Regions from separate parts of the Mus musculus genome. Here region 1 is linked to region 2. Evidence: chromatin loops called from intact Hi-C (ENCODE). Cell type or tissue: gastrocnemius. All regions are shown on one strand.

Region 1 (8,000 bases), 180 kb before region 2:
AAAAGGGATGCAAAATTTACTCTAATAATGTAGTTATTTCAATACTCCCAAATAATCATTCCAGTGTGGAATCCATATATTATTAATGCTGTTATGACATTTCTTTATTATTGTTCAAAATGTGGAATTTTTACACATATAAAAAAAAAAAACTCAGTTCAAAATAGTCACACTTAAGGTGATTAATACCCACAATCTGAAAATGGTTTGTGAATCAGAGTTCATAAATTAATATGATGATGAAAAATTGCAATAATGGAAAGAAAAATTCATAACACTTTAGCAGGTTCTGGGGAGAGGTGTCAAGTAGAAGACTGGAGAGCATTCAATTGCTATATCTATATGTCTCTATCTCTTTATCTCTCTCTACTTGTCTCTCTATCTCTATCTCTATCTCTGTCTCTATCTCTATTTCTATCTCTATCTCATTATGAAAGGAATTAACAAAATGGCCAGGCTCAGCAACAGGCAGAGGAAATGCTTTGTACATGAAGCGTGTGCTTACATGGAGACTGAAGTTCTGGAAATATGCTAGGAGGACCATCTCTCAGAGACAAGAATTCCAGAGACAGTGCTGGTAGTGGCTGGTGGTGGCTGAGGTGTGGATACTGAGGGGATATGAATCTTGGAGGACTACATGCTTTAAGGCTCTCAATGGGACTCTAGCGAAGCATTTTTGGTTTTTACTTGTAATAAACATGCCTATGAGGTATTTTCTTGGTTAGTTTAGTTGAGGTATAAGATCTACCCACTGTGGGTGGCACCATTCCCTGGGGTGTGATCCTGAAGCATATAAAAGGGAAAGAGTTAGCTAAGCACAAACAGTCATTACTCTCTGCTTCCTGACTGGATGTAATGTGATCCGCCATCCTTGGCTCCGGTCTTGACTCTTCCACCATGACTGACTGTGTACTTTAACCATGAGCCAAATTAACCCTTCCTCACTTAAGTTGCTTTTGCCAGGGTATTTACTTCAGTCATAGATACCTTATGACCAAGAATAGAAAGAGAGGGAAAACAAAAGAGCCCACCACAGTCCCCTTCAAGGATATCCCCCAGTTGTCTAGCCCCTTCACCAAGCCTTACCCCCCCCAAAGGTTCTTGCTTCTTTCTAATAATAGGACCATGCCTGAGACAGTGGTTTTAAAAACACAGGGGCATTTGAAGGGGGCACAAACTAGGTAAAAGCCATAGCAGGCAAGAAACAGAAGATATGTTTCTTCCTACAGCTTACGGCATCGTCACTGGAGCCTGTTAACGTGACACGTTCTGAAAGAAAGCCCTTGGGTCAGCTGGATTTGCGGACTCCACAGATCACTCAGGTTGCAATATTTTTGTATTTTTCTCAGACACTCTTCCCCCAGGCCCACTTGTTATGTCAGAACAGCACGCGGAATAGTCCTTTGACATGTGCGGTAGCCTGGTTCTGTACCTGGGAGACTTCCAGACTTACCATGTGTTCTTTGTCCTCACTACGCATGTATCTGGTCTAATTGTTGTCTCTATACTATATTGTCATTTTCACTTTTCCATGAAAAGTCTCAAATTTTAGTTTGCAAAGTATTTTCATTCTCATTTATATAACTGGGGCAAACATTTTTAGGCGTGTTATCATAGAACAAAAATCAATCTAAAAGTGACATACAATCTCTACCAGTATAGAGAAAACCCTGGTTTTATTTTTAAGCACTGTGATCACACAGAGTTAGATTTAAATTCTGACTTCATCCCCATCTTATTTAATGTAGCATAATCTATATTGTTTCTTTCCCATTTACCCTGTTGTTTTCTCATCTAGAACTCTCAAGTTCCTAGAAGGCGTGTTCTCTAACATTTATCACTGGGCTTCCAGATTTGTTAAATTCTTTAAAAGAAAAAGGAAAATCACAAGGAAGATTTCTTTGTGTGTCTAACTAGTTTAGGTTCCCTGCTAAATCAACTATTAAAGAGAACTTTTAATTTTATGCAGAAATATGAACATCATTAGCGTTCACAGAACCACAAATGCTGACTGGCTCTCTTCTCTTGTTTGAGGTTCATCAGGAACCATCATACCTATAAAGCAACATGTGCAGTGTCCAGCAGAGAGGTAACAGCAGAGAGGTAACATGCCACAGTTCTCCAGCCATTCATCGTCTCTAACATATAGAAAACATAGTTTTCTTCCTATTTCTGTGATAAAACACCATGACCAAACACAGCTTGGGCAGGAAAGGGATTATACATGGATGTCCATGTTACTCTCCATATTCAGGGAGGTCAGAGCCCAACCTTCAGATATGAACCTGGAAGCAGGACCTGAAACAGAGGCCATGGAGGAATGCTGCCTACTGGCTTGCTCACCCTACTTTCTTATACAACTCAGGCCCCTTTGCCCCAGGGTGATTCTACCCACAGGGATCTGGACCCTCCCACATCAATCATTTATCAAGAAAATTCTCCCACAGACTTTCCTACAGGCCAATCTGACTGGGGCATTTTCTCAAATAAGGTTCCCTCTTCTCAGATAACTCTAGCTTGTGCCAATATTAGCCCCAAAGCTTGGAATGCCCAAGATACAATTCACAGACCTCATGAAGCTCAAGAAGAAGGAAGACCAAAGTGTGGATGCTTCGGTCCTTCTTAGAAGGGGAACAAAATACTCACGGAAGGAAGTACAGAGACAAAGTGTAGAGCAGAGACTGAAGGAAAGGCCATCCAGAGACTGCCCCACCTGGGGATCCATCCCATATACACTCATCAAACCCCGATGCTATTGAGGATGCCGGAAAGTTCTTGCTTATAGGAGCTTGATATGGCTGTCTCCTGAGAGGCTCTGCTAGAACCTGACAAATATAGAGGCAGATGCTCACTGCCAACCATTGGACTGAGCATGGGGTCCCCAATGGAGGAGTTAGAGAAAGAACTGAAGGAGCTGAAGGGGTTTGCAACCCCATAGGAAGAACAACAATATCAACCAATCAGATCCCCCAGAGCTCCCAGGGACTAAACCACCAACCAAAGAGTACACATGCAGGGACCCATGGTTCCAGCTGCATATGGAGCAGAGGATGGCCTTGTTGGGCATCAATGGGAGGAGAGGCCCTTGCTCCAGTGTAGGAGAATGCCAGGGTGGGGAGGCAGGAGTGGGTGGAGGAGAACCTTCATAGAAGCAGGGGGAGGAGGGATGGGATAGGGGATTTCCAGAAGGGAAACTGGGAAAGGGGATAACATTTTAAAGGTAAATAAGGAAAACATCCAATAAAAGAAAAGAAAAAAAACAAACAAAACAAACAAATAAGCAAAAGAAAACAAAAAAATCCAAGAACCCCCAAACAACAATAACAGAAAACACGATACCTAATTACTAGGATTCTTCAATATGCTGCATTTGTGGGTTGTCCCTTCAAATAGAAATTTCTACTGCTGTTTAGGAATACCCCACACGTTGGCAGCTAAATACTCTGCCTGGCTAACTACGCAACAGGAACTTTTAAGCAGTTTGGAGTTACTCTGTTAGTTGTAAGCATAACTCAGTAAGCTGCACAGTAATTCAGTGACAAGAATTATTCACTCCCATTAATTAACGAGGTTTAAATATGCAAAGCGATGTATTTTCTCATGATGGAAACATCGCATACTTGTTGCAAAGTTTGAACAATGAAGAACATCGGAAGTAGCAAGTGCTACTTTCCACCTTCGCACCTGTAAGAAAGATGGTCCACTTTTACTGGGTTTGCAGTTTTAGAGTTTTTAGTGCATATTTAACATCCTAGAAAATATGCTTTACAAGAGTGCATCATGGTACTTTCTTTAAGCATCATTACACGGTAAGCATTTGTGGCCTGTATGTACAGAAGTAGGTCAATGTTTAAATAATCATGTAGTATACTCCATATACAGATGCTCTGTATGTGTTTAAGTAGCTCTTGACCAATAGTCAATGAAGTCGTTTCCAATTTGTTTTTACTAGAAAAAAACAAACTTGCAACGAAACCTTCTTTATATCTTTCCTTTTTAAACCTTTTGCAACTGTTTCTTCAGGGAAATTCTTATAAGTGAAATTTCTCTTAAGAAGGTCTGTTTTATTTTCTTTTTTACTACACTCATTCGTTGTATTGTTTCCAAGCCTAATGTCCTACTTGAAGATTTCCAGTACGTTGCTCTTTGCAATATTTGTCCCTTCTAATTCCAAAGTGATTCTTGTAATAGCTCTTATAACTGTGACAGCCAACCTGTCAATCACAAGTATCATATTAAGTACAAGTTTTGTTCCTATATCTTCTATATTTTTCATTTACTCCATTTTAATTTCTAAATACTTGTACTTTTCTCGACAGTTTAAGATTTTTATATCAGGTTTAATTAGAATTTTTCCAACTATAATACAAATTATTATACTATATTTTCCCCAGTATATTTTATTCTTTTATCTTGCATTTTGTTACACTCTTATTTGCAATTAAATAATTATTTAATTTTCAAGCACTTCAATAGTAAATATCATTTGTCTTTTTGGATATCAGAATGGAGAAACACTTAAAAACTACTAAACCTAACCCAAGACAATACTTCTAGAAGAAAGAAAAACAAATTTCAAAACTGAATCAGTAGGAGTTTTCTAGTATTTATGAAAATAAAGCTACTTTCTTCCTACAAATGAGCTCGTTTGGATTCTACAGAACACCCTGTGCACTTATCAGTGGAGACCAGAGCCAGCCAAGTATCCCCACGCAACTACTTCTGGGAATTTAAAGAATGAGACAGCCTTATGGTATGGAGATTTGCAGGGGGCTTTTGAAGAAAGGAGAGTTATCATTTCTTCATGCCTTTACTGATGTTAACAAAAACACGAGAATTTGATAACTGACTCAACACAAGGGGGCGCCAACAACAGATGGAAATTCCATTGACCCTCCTGGATTGCTGGAGCTGAGGGAGTTTGCTTTGCTTTTTCTCTTCTCTTCTCTTCTCTTCTCTTCTCTTCTCTTCTCTTCTCTTCTCTTCTCTTCTCTTCTCTTCTCTTCTCTTCTCTTCTCTTCTCTTCTCTTCTCTCCTCTTCCTCTTCTCTCCCCTCCCCTCCCCTCCCCTCCCCTCCCCTCTCCCCTCCCCTCCCCTCCCCTCTCCCCTCCCCTCCCCTCCCCTCTCCCCTCCCCTCCCCTCCCCTCCCCTCTCCCCTCCCCTCCCCCCTCCCCTCCCCCTCCCTCCCTTCCCCCCTCCACTCCCCTCTCCACTCTCCTCACCTCCCCTTTCCTCCCCCCTTTCCTTTTCTCCTTTCCTGTTTTCATTTCTTTTTGAGAGGGGGAAACTTGAATGAAACCTATTCTGATCTATTTACATACAGATGTAACTAACAATTATTTGGATAATTGCATCTTTGTATTTGTTTTAGTTAGCTAGCATCTATTCCTGACACTGAAACTCCTGAGCCTCTGCAATGGTCTTAGATAAGAGTGGGTGTGACATACGTATTGTCTGTTGGTTCCTTTCTCATGTATTAGAATCATTTCACTTGTCTGTCTTCGTGTGGCTTTAGAACCAACTATATCTACCTTGTGTGCTAGTCTTTCGCCGTCCAGTACAATGCCCTCTGGAAACTAAATGCCTGAGCTATTTGCTGAATGAGTGAGAAGAAACTAACCTATTATCAATGATCCTTACATTATCTGAGTTCACTTTCATTTATTTTCCACCATTCTTTGTAAAAAATCAATTCTCCTTTCTCAATAAAAATATAGAAAAATCACATAGACCCACACAATAAAGAACTGCTTACAGAATATAGCCAGTAGAAACCCCAAATTATAATAGCTTTTTAAAATCATTATGAATATAATTTGCCAAGTAGGCAGGCCAGAATTTTTAAAGTAGTACTATTCTGAGTGGTTTTCAAACTGCAGGCAAAACAGATTATAGTATATTTTATATTTGGTAACTTAGTTTATACCCTCAAGGTATTCATGGCATTTACTAATTTTAACTCATTAAATAGTGGAATTTTCCCGTTTTCATTGTTGCAAACAGTGCTTCTGTGTGTGTGCCTGATTGCTCCCCTACAATAACAGGCTAGATCAGTCCATTTTCTGTTGCTGTATCAAGATATGTGACACTTCATAATGAAGTTAGTCTAGGTCAGGTTTTCAGTTTGGAAATCCAGTGTCAGGTGGGCCCATGTGTTTAGTCTCTGGAGAGGGCCCTGTTGGCTCCTCATAAGAATGGATGTGACATGAAGAAGACAAATCCAGGGATCCAGAAAAGGATGCAGGGGACTCTGGGAGCCCCACACTAATCCCTTTCAAGCATCGAAACCCAGTGGCTCTGCTTAGCTCCTGTTCAGCTCTGTTCTTTAAAGGCTCTGTTACCTTTTAATACAGTTACGTTGGGGTCCAACATGTCAACACAGGCACACATCAGGAGAACAGACTCAGGCCATAGTGCAGGACTAAGCAAGAGATTGACATCCAGGTAGGATATCGCCAACCTCCCTTCTTTTAAAAATAGTTGCAGTTTTTTTCCTTTTTTTAAATATTTTTTATTACGTATTTTCCTTAATTACGTTTCCAATGCTATCCCAAAAGTCCCCCATACCCTCCCCCCCCACTCCCCTACCCACCCATTCCCACTTTTTGGCCCTGGTGTTCCCCTGTACTGGGGCATATAAAGTTTGCGTGTCCAATGGGCCTCTCTTTCCAGTGATGGCCGACTAGGCCATCTTTTGATACATATGCAGCTAGAGTCAAGAGCTCTGGGGTACTGATTAGTTCATATTGTTGTTCCACCTATAGGGTTGCAGATCCCTTTAGCTCCTTGGTTCCTTTTTCTAGCTCCTCCATTGAAGGCCCTGTGATCCATCCAATAGCTGACTGTGAGGATCCACTTATGTGTTTGCTAGTCCCCGGCTTAGTCTCACAAGAGACAGCTATATCAGGGTCCTTTCAGCAAACGTTTGCTAGTGTATGCAATGGTGTCATCGTTTGGAGGCTAATTATGGTATGGATCCCTGGATATGGCAGTCTCTAGATGGTTCATCCTTTTGTCTCAGCTTCAAACTTTGTCTCTGTAACTCCTTCCATGGGTGATTGTTTCCAATTCTAAGAAGGGGCAAAGTGTCCACATTTTGGTCTTCATTCTTCTTCAGATTCATGTGTTTTACAAATTGTCTCTTATATCTCAGGTATACTAAGTTTCTGGGGTAATATCCACATATCAGTGAGTACATATCATTTGAGTTCTTTTGTGATTGTGTTACCTCACTCAGGATGATGCCCTCCAGGTCCAACCATTTGCCTAGGAATTTCATAAATTCATTCTTTTTAATAGCTGAGTAGTACTCCATTGTGTAAATGTACCACATTTTTTGTATCCATTCCTCTGTTGAGGGGCATCTGGGTTCTTTCCAGCTTCTGGCTATTATAAATAAGGCTGCTATGAACATAGTGGAGCATGTGTCCTTCTTACCGGTTGGAACATCTTCTGGATATATGCCCAGGAGAGGTATTGGGGGATCCTCCGGTAGTACTATGTCCAATTTTCTGAGGAACTGCCAAACTGATTTCCAGAGTGGTTGTACAAGTTTGCAATCCCACCAACAATGAAGGAGTATTCCTTTTTCTCCACATCCTCGCCAGCATCTGCTGTCACCTGAATTTTTGGTCTTAGCCATTCTGACTGGTGTGAGATGGAATATCAGGGTTGCTTTGATTTGCAATTCTCTGATGATTAAGGATGCTGAGCAGTTTTTCAGGTGCTTCTCAGCCATTCGGTATTCCTCAGGTGAGAATTCTTTGTTTAGCTCTGAGCCCCATTTTTTAATGGGGTTATTTGTTTTTCTGGAGTCCACCTTCTTGAGTTCTTTATATATATTGGTAATATTAGTCCCTTATATGATTTAGGATAGGTAAAGATCCTTTCCCAATCTGTTGTTGGTCTTTTTGTCTTATTGACGGTGTCTTTTGCCTTGCAGAAGCTTTGCAGTTTCATGAGGTCCCATTTGTCAATTCTCGATCTTACAGCACAAGCCA
Region 2 (8,000 bases):
CCCAATACATCATGGCTTCTTTAAAGCACAGATGCTCATCCTGCAAATCCATCCAGTGTTTTTACTGAGCTCAGCCCTTCACCCTCCTCAAACTAGCTTTATTAGCCCAGTCATTAATAACACATTCCTCTATAGTTCCTCCTTTTTCCTCAAGCACTATCTATCTGTCTTTACTATTCTCACTAATGACATCATGTTTTACAGCTCCCAACACGGAAGTGTTCCTCTGACTTGTTCCATCAGAAAAGCTATAACAGTACTCAGATAGAACCTCTTCTGTATTGCTCAGCTTAGAAATTCCATGACTCCATTTATCAACCTCTGACCTCAGGGGTTTATTTACATAATATTAGGGCCAGGCCCTTCTTTCTCTCTCCCTGACATTACCTTTAATTAAGCATATATTATGATCTTCTAAAACATTTTATAAATAATTTTATTTAGTTCATTAACAGAAAGCTTCATTTTCAGCTAGTGAAATGTGAAGTCTGCTACACCATTCTCTATGACTACAATCAACAGCCTCCTTCTTTGCAAACTATATCTTCCTTTTTTTTTTTCCTTCTCCACTGTTTTAACTCAAGAAGATATCTGGGGTATTATAAGACAATATTTTTTTTAGTTAATTCCCTCCCCCCCCTTCTTTCTTGCTCCTATTTCTTTTTCAAACCAAAGAGAAGCAGTAGGTGGCATAAACAATGTACATGTAAATAGAGAACAGGAAGATAGATGAAAGAATATGTTAAGTGTGAGTTTATTTTAAAAACCTAAGCACTGTTTAAAACAAAGAAAGGAAGAAAATGAATACTTATTACTGTAAAACTATCAATAACCTAGGATGTGGCAGTGATAGCTAGCGCTGGTGGGAGGGATGGTTGGGGCACACCAGGAAGTACCTGTAGCTATGCAAGACACACTGCAACTGCCAGCCTACACAATAATCTCCCCGCATCGCTTACCTCTGTTTATGGCAGTATGCTATTCCCTTCCTGTTCGGCTTCCACTCTAGAACAAGCCGTTCCGTGACTCTCTTCCAGTTCTCTAAGCATCCTTATCCCACTGCTCTAAGGTTTACCTACTGTGTAGACATGCTTCTATTTGGCATCTTCTCCCGTCTACACCCAAACAAGTGCCACTGAAAGAAATACCATATTCTCTTCCAGGTTATTAGTCCTATCTAGCATGCTTCACACTTAGCATTCTCATGCTTGTTTGGTCAACTCACTTCCCATCTTTCCAGAAAGAACAATTACATTTTCCTACTGAACAGGACCTCTTGCAGCCTCTTGACTCTTTATTTCTCCAAGTCAGTTTTAAGTCCAGCTTCCCTTTTCCAAGTCCCCTTCTAGCTCTAGCTACTCTCCCCTATTTTAAGATCAGGTGAATACAAGAGGGATACTTTGTATTTTTACATTTAAGTTGGTATTGGACCTCTCTTTCCCTGGCTTTCTCATTCTTGCCACTATTGTTCCAATGCTCTGTCTTGCTTTAGTCTCACTACCAATTTGTTCTTCAGCAGTCATGAGCATTTTGTTGTCAAATACCATCTCAAGGCAGATGACTCTGTATGGTTTTTCTCTCACTTCCTCTTATTTCTCTGTTACTCTGAAAACAATGACCAGACTATTATATTCAGCTAACTCACCGAAGTCTAATATTCTTGTCTTTTACTCTACACAGTTCTAGTCACTTCAGCAAAAGGCATTCATGAAATGCAACTGTCTTTTCCTCTCAACATAACTCAAACACAAAAAAGCAAGACAATCGTCTATTTTATGGGTAGGGATGTGTACAGTGCTCTGACCTGCAACATTCACTTTCTACTCTTTCATTTGTCTTTAATTATTAATCTCACTAGTGTATAGCTTTTATGAGAGCAGAAGTTTATGAAGGGGGAATGTGAGGGGGAATGCAGGAATTTCCCTGGCAAGTAGCATTTCACAGGTGTTTTTAAAAAATATTTATTGAATCAACTGGATTTTTGCCAAAATGGTCCTTTTCAAGGCTGCTGTGATGTCCCCAAACAAAATTGAGCACCCCTACCTAAATAGATGCTTTCTCTCAGATCTCTTTCACCCTGCCTACTAGTTTCAAACAAACTTCTAAGTTGATCACCTGCTAGTGCATGAGATAAAGGAAACTGCAGAGAGTGCAATACTCATTACAACACTCGAGACCATCCCATTCGTGTTTCTGCAAGATTCTGTAATCCTTTCCAATTAACTTCTTCTTTCCATTTAGTGCTTCGCCTTTGGGGAAGTCTGGAAACTCAGGATGTAAAAACCCCAATTCCAAAACAAACCCAAGCGCTAGAGAAGCTAAGGAGAGTCAAGAGACACTTCGAAATGCCAATTCTTTGATGGAATCAAAACACACTGGGGGCGGCCTCGAATAGGGGTAAGTCCTTCTCAAGGAGGCCAGAACAGAGATGTAAAACGGGAGCTGTACAGAGGTCTCCGGAACCCTCGGTCAAAGGTCTTGGACAATTCCACGGTCCCGGTCCCCCGGGCCACCGTCCTCGGCGCCCTCCTCACTCAGTCCTTCCAGACTAGGAGGAGCGCTCAGGCGGAGCCACGCAACCACCCCGCAAATTATGAGGTCTCCCCTCCAGCAGGGAGGAGACCGACAGCCCACGGAGCTCCGCTCCGGCCGCCCCTCGCGGGGTCTCGAGCCTCCCCCCGAGGCGCCAGGAAGCGGGGACCCTCGTCACCACTCACCGCTCCGCCCCGCCACTCGGTCGGTTCCCGGTAGCTCTCTTCGAATCCGTCCCCGCCCTCACCAGCTTTAAGAAGAGAGAAACAAAGGTTCCCGCAACAGGTCGGAAGGGGAACGTTTCCGAGTGAGACAGCAGGAAGTGACGTAGGGCACTCCTTCCGGTCCGCCGGATTATGAATGGCGTTGGGCGGGGGACGCGCAGACACGTTGTCTCTTCCTTCTTTTTGCCCCCTTTCCCCTGCTCAGGGCCTCGCTGGGAGGCGAGTGCTCCTCCTCAGGCCGCGGCTTCCAGAAGTAGCCTCGGAGTCCCGGCTCGAGCTGGGCGGGAAGGCGCGGTGGCCCGCGTCGTCGCCCGCATGCTCCCGCGCCCTCCCTGCCTGGCCGCGCCCCTGCGACCAGGTAAAGAGGGCGCTCGGGCCGCTCGTCCCCCCGCCGCCTCCTGAGATCCGCGCTCGCCCTCAGGGGTCGGCGGGGCTGGGCTTGGAGGCCAGGGTGGGACCGGTGACGGCTCGCAGCCCTTGAGAGTCTTGCCAGCCCCACATTCACCGCAGGCTTTTGCTGTGGGTGCAGATGGACGGGCTTCGCGCCGTTCCGCTGAGTGACGCGTGGGCCCCTCGGCTGCGAGCCATCCCTCTAGTCTTTTCCCTGCGTGGGTAGAGCAACAGGGCAGCTTTGCCTGGTAGGGGGTTGTGTGGTCGTTTTGAGTTAAGTGCAGGAAAAAAGACCTCTTGGAGCACGACTTAACTTTCCCCAAAGACATAGTTTTACGTCGCAGCCCTTCCTGATTGGACGCTGTACATGCGTACTATTTTACAGTTAGGATCTGCTGCATTTGGGGACATTTGCTATCCCCACCAAAGCAGCGTTGCCCTTCCATTATTAGCACGAACAGAAAGCTTGAGTTTGCACGAGAACTGCTTTGGCTTAAATTAAAAAAGAAAAAAAAAAAAAAAAGAATACCCTAATACATACCTCTCTAACTTTGACTGGGGAATTACACCACCCCATCTCCATCCCCCGCCATACTCACCACCAAATCCTTTGTCATAAATTCCTTAAGGTCAGAAAAAATAAACGAGTGTATCTCGTACCACATTATTGCTAAAGATGGTGGCATTTGTCAAGTTTCCCTCGTGCTGTCCCACAATTTAAAAAGCAAGAACTGGAAGTGACTTTAAACATGTAAATATGGTCTTGAAATGCCATGAGAATAAACTGTTACAATACAACTGATTTGCTGTCATATTTAGTAGATCAAACTTTAAGCTATATGAGTGTTAAACTGCACTTTGAGGAGCATACACTGCCATTGACGCTGCTGAAATTGTGACTCAATCATTTTAAAGAGGCCTAACTTCAAAAAGGAGATTGAGGTTTGAACGTTGTTCTATAGTACTAATGAAAAACACCTTTAAACTAGTAAGGGGCCATGAAGGGGTGGGCTCTCAAGGAAGGGAAAATGGGATGCAGTGAGGTCCGGGGCCGGGGGAGTGGAAAGAATACTATGTATTTCCCCATTTCAAACAAAACTAAAAGCTTTGTGGTTATGGACTTAAGGAGTTTTGTTTTAAACCTCTTATGTTTTCTAGCTTTTGTTTCAACAGCACATGGTTTTAAATAAGCACAAACAATAATCCATTTGGCCTTATTAATAGCAGTAATTTAGTAGCCATAAAAACATTTGGGACTTACCCTGGTGTCCATCAGTATTTTAGACTGTTGCCTGGTATGTGTTGTTTTTATCCTTGAATGCAAAGTGACTTACTGGTTTCTTCTATGAACATTTCTTGGGAGGCAGGAGTTAAAAGCTTTGTAATCATAAAATAAGTATTGCTTGCTGAGGTAACTCAGTATTTTTTTCAGGCTTGATGGTATTTTCAGCATTTACATTTTATGCTGTCCTTCCCTGTTAACTGCACGTATTATGACTTAATAACAACAGACAGTTCTTTGAATCTCCAGAGAGATTATATATTCTTCTATAACTAAGATTTCAGTAAGCATTTCCACTTCCAAACTTTTCTTACTTAATAAAAATTTCTTGCCCTGGGATCCAAATAGCTAATTTTAATCATGGGTTAACTGCCCCTGAATTATAATCCTACATTACATAGTATGAACTCTAAAAGCTGTATTTCTTTCTTGGACTTTTAACTAGAGGTAACTGACTATTATTTATTTATGAAGAAGCACTTTTAAAAATCTGTATGGTAATAAAGTGGGGTCTGTAACCAAATAATGCTGCTTTGTTTAATGTCTAAACCATGAGCTAAGTTGTACATTCAAAATATTGAAGATTGTCTGATGCAGAGAATTGAGCAGCTTTAAATTTAGATTTCAATATTTGAGAGAAATCAGTAAATGTTCATACTCGTTAACTATGTCAAACTTTTTATTTTATAAAATATAGTCTGCTAATATGTATATTGGCATAAGAATTCCCAACAGCATTTTATGACTCCTTGGGTTTAAAACCTCAGTATTAAATTTATCAGTGTTTGTGGTGCAGCACATTTAAGTTCAACATAGTCCACACATTTTGTTGGAAGAAGTTTTCAAATAAAAAGCGCGAGTTGGATTTTTCCCATTAAAGTTTATGCGTTTTAATAGTGTCCTTAGGTAAAGAATTTGTGCATTTTAAAGAATAGTAGGGGGTGAGGTCTAACTCAGTGACAGAGTACTTACCCAGCATGAGTGAGGCCTGGCATTTGAGCTGTAGCACTATTCAAAACAAAATAAAGAAGGTAGGTAGCATTTTTCCTCAGGGCTCCCTGTCAGTTACCATGGCACAGAGGATGGAAGGTGCTGCTGCTATTACTGCCCTCATTCCATACGGGAGAAAATGAGGGAAAGTTGGTTTTTTTTCCATTAATTTATTTATTTATTCACTTTACATCAGGATTGTGCCCCCACTCCTCAGAGTCTCATCCTTACAAATCCCTCCCCTCCCCACCCCTCCCCTTCTCAGAGAAGGGAGCCCCCTCTTAGGTACCAGCCTTCCTGGGACATCCAGTCCAGCAGTACTAAGCGCAGCAGTGTGGGTGCTAAGTGATGAGATTTTGGTTCTATTTCAAAGAAGGAGATAGCAGGTGTGAGAGATGAAGGAATTGGGTGAGACTTTAGGCTTGGAGGTAGGTGAATGGTGTTGCTATTTCATCAGCAATGGGGCCAGGAAAGAAAAATGAACACATTTAGAAAAATACCCAATTGAAATGTCGAGCCTGGAGCTCAGGCAAGATGTGCCTGAAATAAATGTAGGAGTCGGATAATATTTAAAGCCATTGGCACTGCAGAGCACATAGAACAATGCTGTTGAGATGTGGCTTGTGTACTGGTAATGGGCCATGAAATCAGTCAACAGTCATAACGTAAAAGAAAAGGGAAAAACAGCATAAATAATCAGATTTATTCCATGCAATAGAGTAAGTACTCATGACATTATATCAGGTTTTGCTGTTGCAATTTTCTGGCAGGAAATATTATATATATATATAAAGCCAGTCACTCTCTGAGCTATGTCTTAGCCTTTTGGATTTTAAAACAGCCCCTTCTTAAAATCTCCAAGCTTGCTTTGAATTCACCACATAGTCCAAACTGGCCTCAAACTTGTGATCCTCCTGTGTTACTAGATTTGAGCCAGAAATCATTGAGGGAGCTGAAGAATATGCAGTAAATGGAATCAAGAAGCGATGACAGAGAATTGTGTCCAGTGTTAAAAACTGGCAGATAACTAATGCTTGACATGGAGGTTTAGGAGGGGGGCATCCTTACTGAAATTTTTTGTTTTGTTTTGTTTTTTGTTTTTTCGAGATAAGGTTTCTCTGTGTAGCCCTGGCTGTCCTGGAACTCACTCTCTAGATCAGGCTTGCCTCGAACTCAGAAATCCGCCTGCCTTTGCCTCCCAAGTGCTGGGATTAAAGGTGTGCTCCACTACTGCCCGGCACTGAAAATATTTTAATAACATAATTTCTGATTATTTTTATTTTGATAAGATTGTTCCTACTACAATAAAATGTGCTTTAATTTAGGCTATATTCTGATAGTATTAATATTTTCTATTTATGGGTTTTTGAGACAGGTTCTCGTTAACACAGGCTGGTCTCGAACTGGCTATGTATTCTACCATGACTTTGAACTCCTGATTCTCTTTTCCTCCACTTTATAAGGGCAAATAGTATTTATTCTAGAGAATTTTCTGAGTGTTTTCAGAATAGATCCCTTTAGATTCAGTTACTACTTTAGGTTTTTTTGAAGCAGGTTCTTTCTTCAGTCTTCACTGTCCTGGAACTCACTATGTAGACCAAGCTGGCCTTGAACTCACAGAGCTCCTCTTGCCTTGAATGCTGGGATTAAAGAAGTGAGCCATGCTTGGCTAATATTTCTTAATGTAAAACAAAATAATACAAAATACTCAGCAATATTTTGCTGCATAACATAACTTTTGCTCTGTCATGAATTGTAATTTATTGTTTAATATCCTGACCTTGCCAAATATCCTGACCTTGAACTTTGAACACAAAACATTCAAATTGCTTTTTAAAATTCTAGTTGATAAAGAAGTATGTTTAAAGCTGGGCAGTGGTGGCGCACGCCTTTAATCCCAGCACTTGGGAGGCAGAAGCAGGTGGATTTCTGAGTTCCAGGACAGCCAGGGCTACACAGAGAAACCCAGTCTTGAAAAACCGGGGGAAAAAAAAGAAGTATGTTTAATTTTAATATTTTTATTCTCTCTCTCTCCCTCCCTCCCTCCCTCCCTCCCTCCCTCCCTCTCTCTGCACCCCGCTCTCTTTTTCATCTTGGCTCTTTCTGTCACAGAGATCTGCCTGCCTCTGCTTCCCAAGTGCTGGGATTAAAGGCATATGCTGCCTAGCCTAGCAGCTTTTTTTTTTTTTTTAAGAGTTTAGGTTTAAAAAAAAAACCAAAAACTGATTTCTCTTTTCTTATGTAAAATATTTTGTCAAAGCCAAGATATATTAATTGGAATGAAAATGCAAATAGCCTAAATGTCTAAGTATTATACCTATGATTTAATATAACCATTTAAAATAAACATATCCTTGAAGAATTCACTAAGTAATGAAACTGAAGCATTTCTATTTCTTTTTACCTATTTATTCCTCTTACAAATTCCCAATCATGCTGTCCTAGAAGAGAGAGATGCATGTTCTATTGGCTGTGTTCAGCTCCTGACAACTTATGCCTTTGTCTACTGCCTGGTCATGTCCTCTCGGTGACTGACTGCAGTATGGCATCTGGCAGAATAGAGGAGGAAAAAATGACAGGTC

The links. Hi-C counts contacts between places; a loop is a spot of excess contacts. Peaks named below come from ENCODE experiments on the same cell type or tissue, not always from the same donor. Only the 100,000 strongest peaks of a DNase experiment are listed, where the experiment ranks them.
Region 1: a loop joins it to region 2, with 2.6 times the contacts of the local background. A loop is called at or near these places in 13 of 42 quality-filtered maps.

What each region holds. Positions count from the first base shown.
Region 1 is chr3:133,268,948-133,276,947 of GRCm38, reverse strand. No RefSeq gene overlaps it. Among named protein-coding and RNA genes, the nearest start is that of Ppa2, 37 kb to the left of the region's middle. In gastrocnemius, a CTCF peak has its summit at 4,862 (motif pointing right); a DNase peak (open chromatin) is centred at 4,863.
Region 2 is chr3:133,086,694-133,094,693 of GRCm38, reverse strand. It overlaps Gstcd (glutathione S-transferase, C-terminal domain containing), which reads left to right and starts at 2,869. Exons shown (of 12, transcript NM_026231.3): 1 at 2,869-3,114. Ints12 (integrator complex subunit 12) reads right to left here and starts at 2,839. Exons shown (of 7, transcript NM_027927.4): 1 at 2,718-2,839. In gastrocnemius, no CTCF peak of the experiment used is centred here; DNase peaks (open chromatin) are centred at 2,816 and 3,264; H3K4me3 peaks cover 2,374 bases; H3K27ac peaks cover 2,042 bases.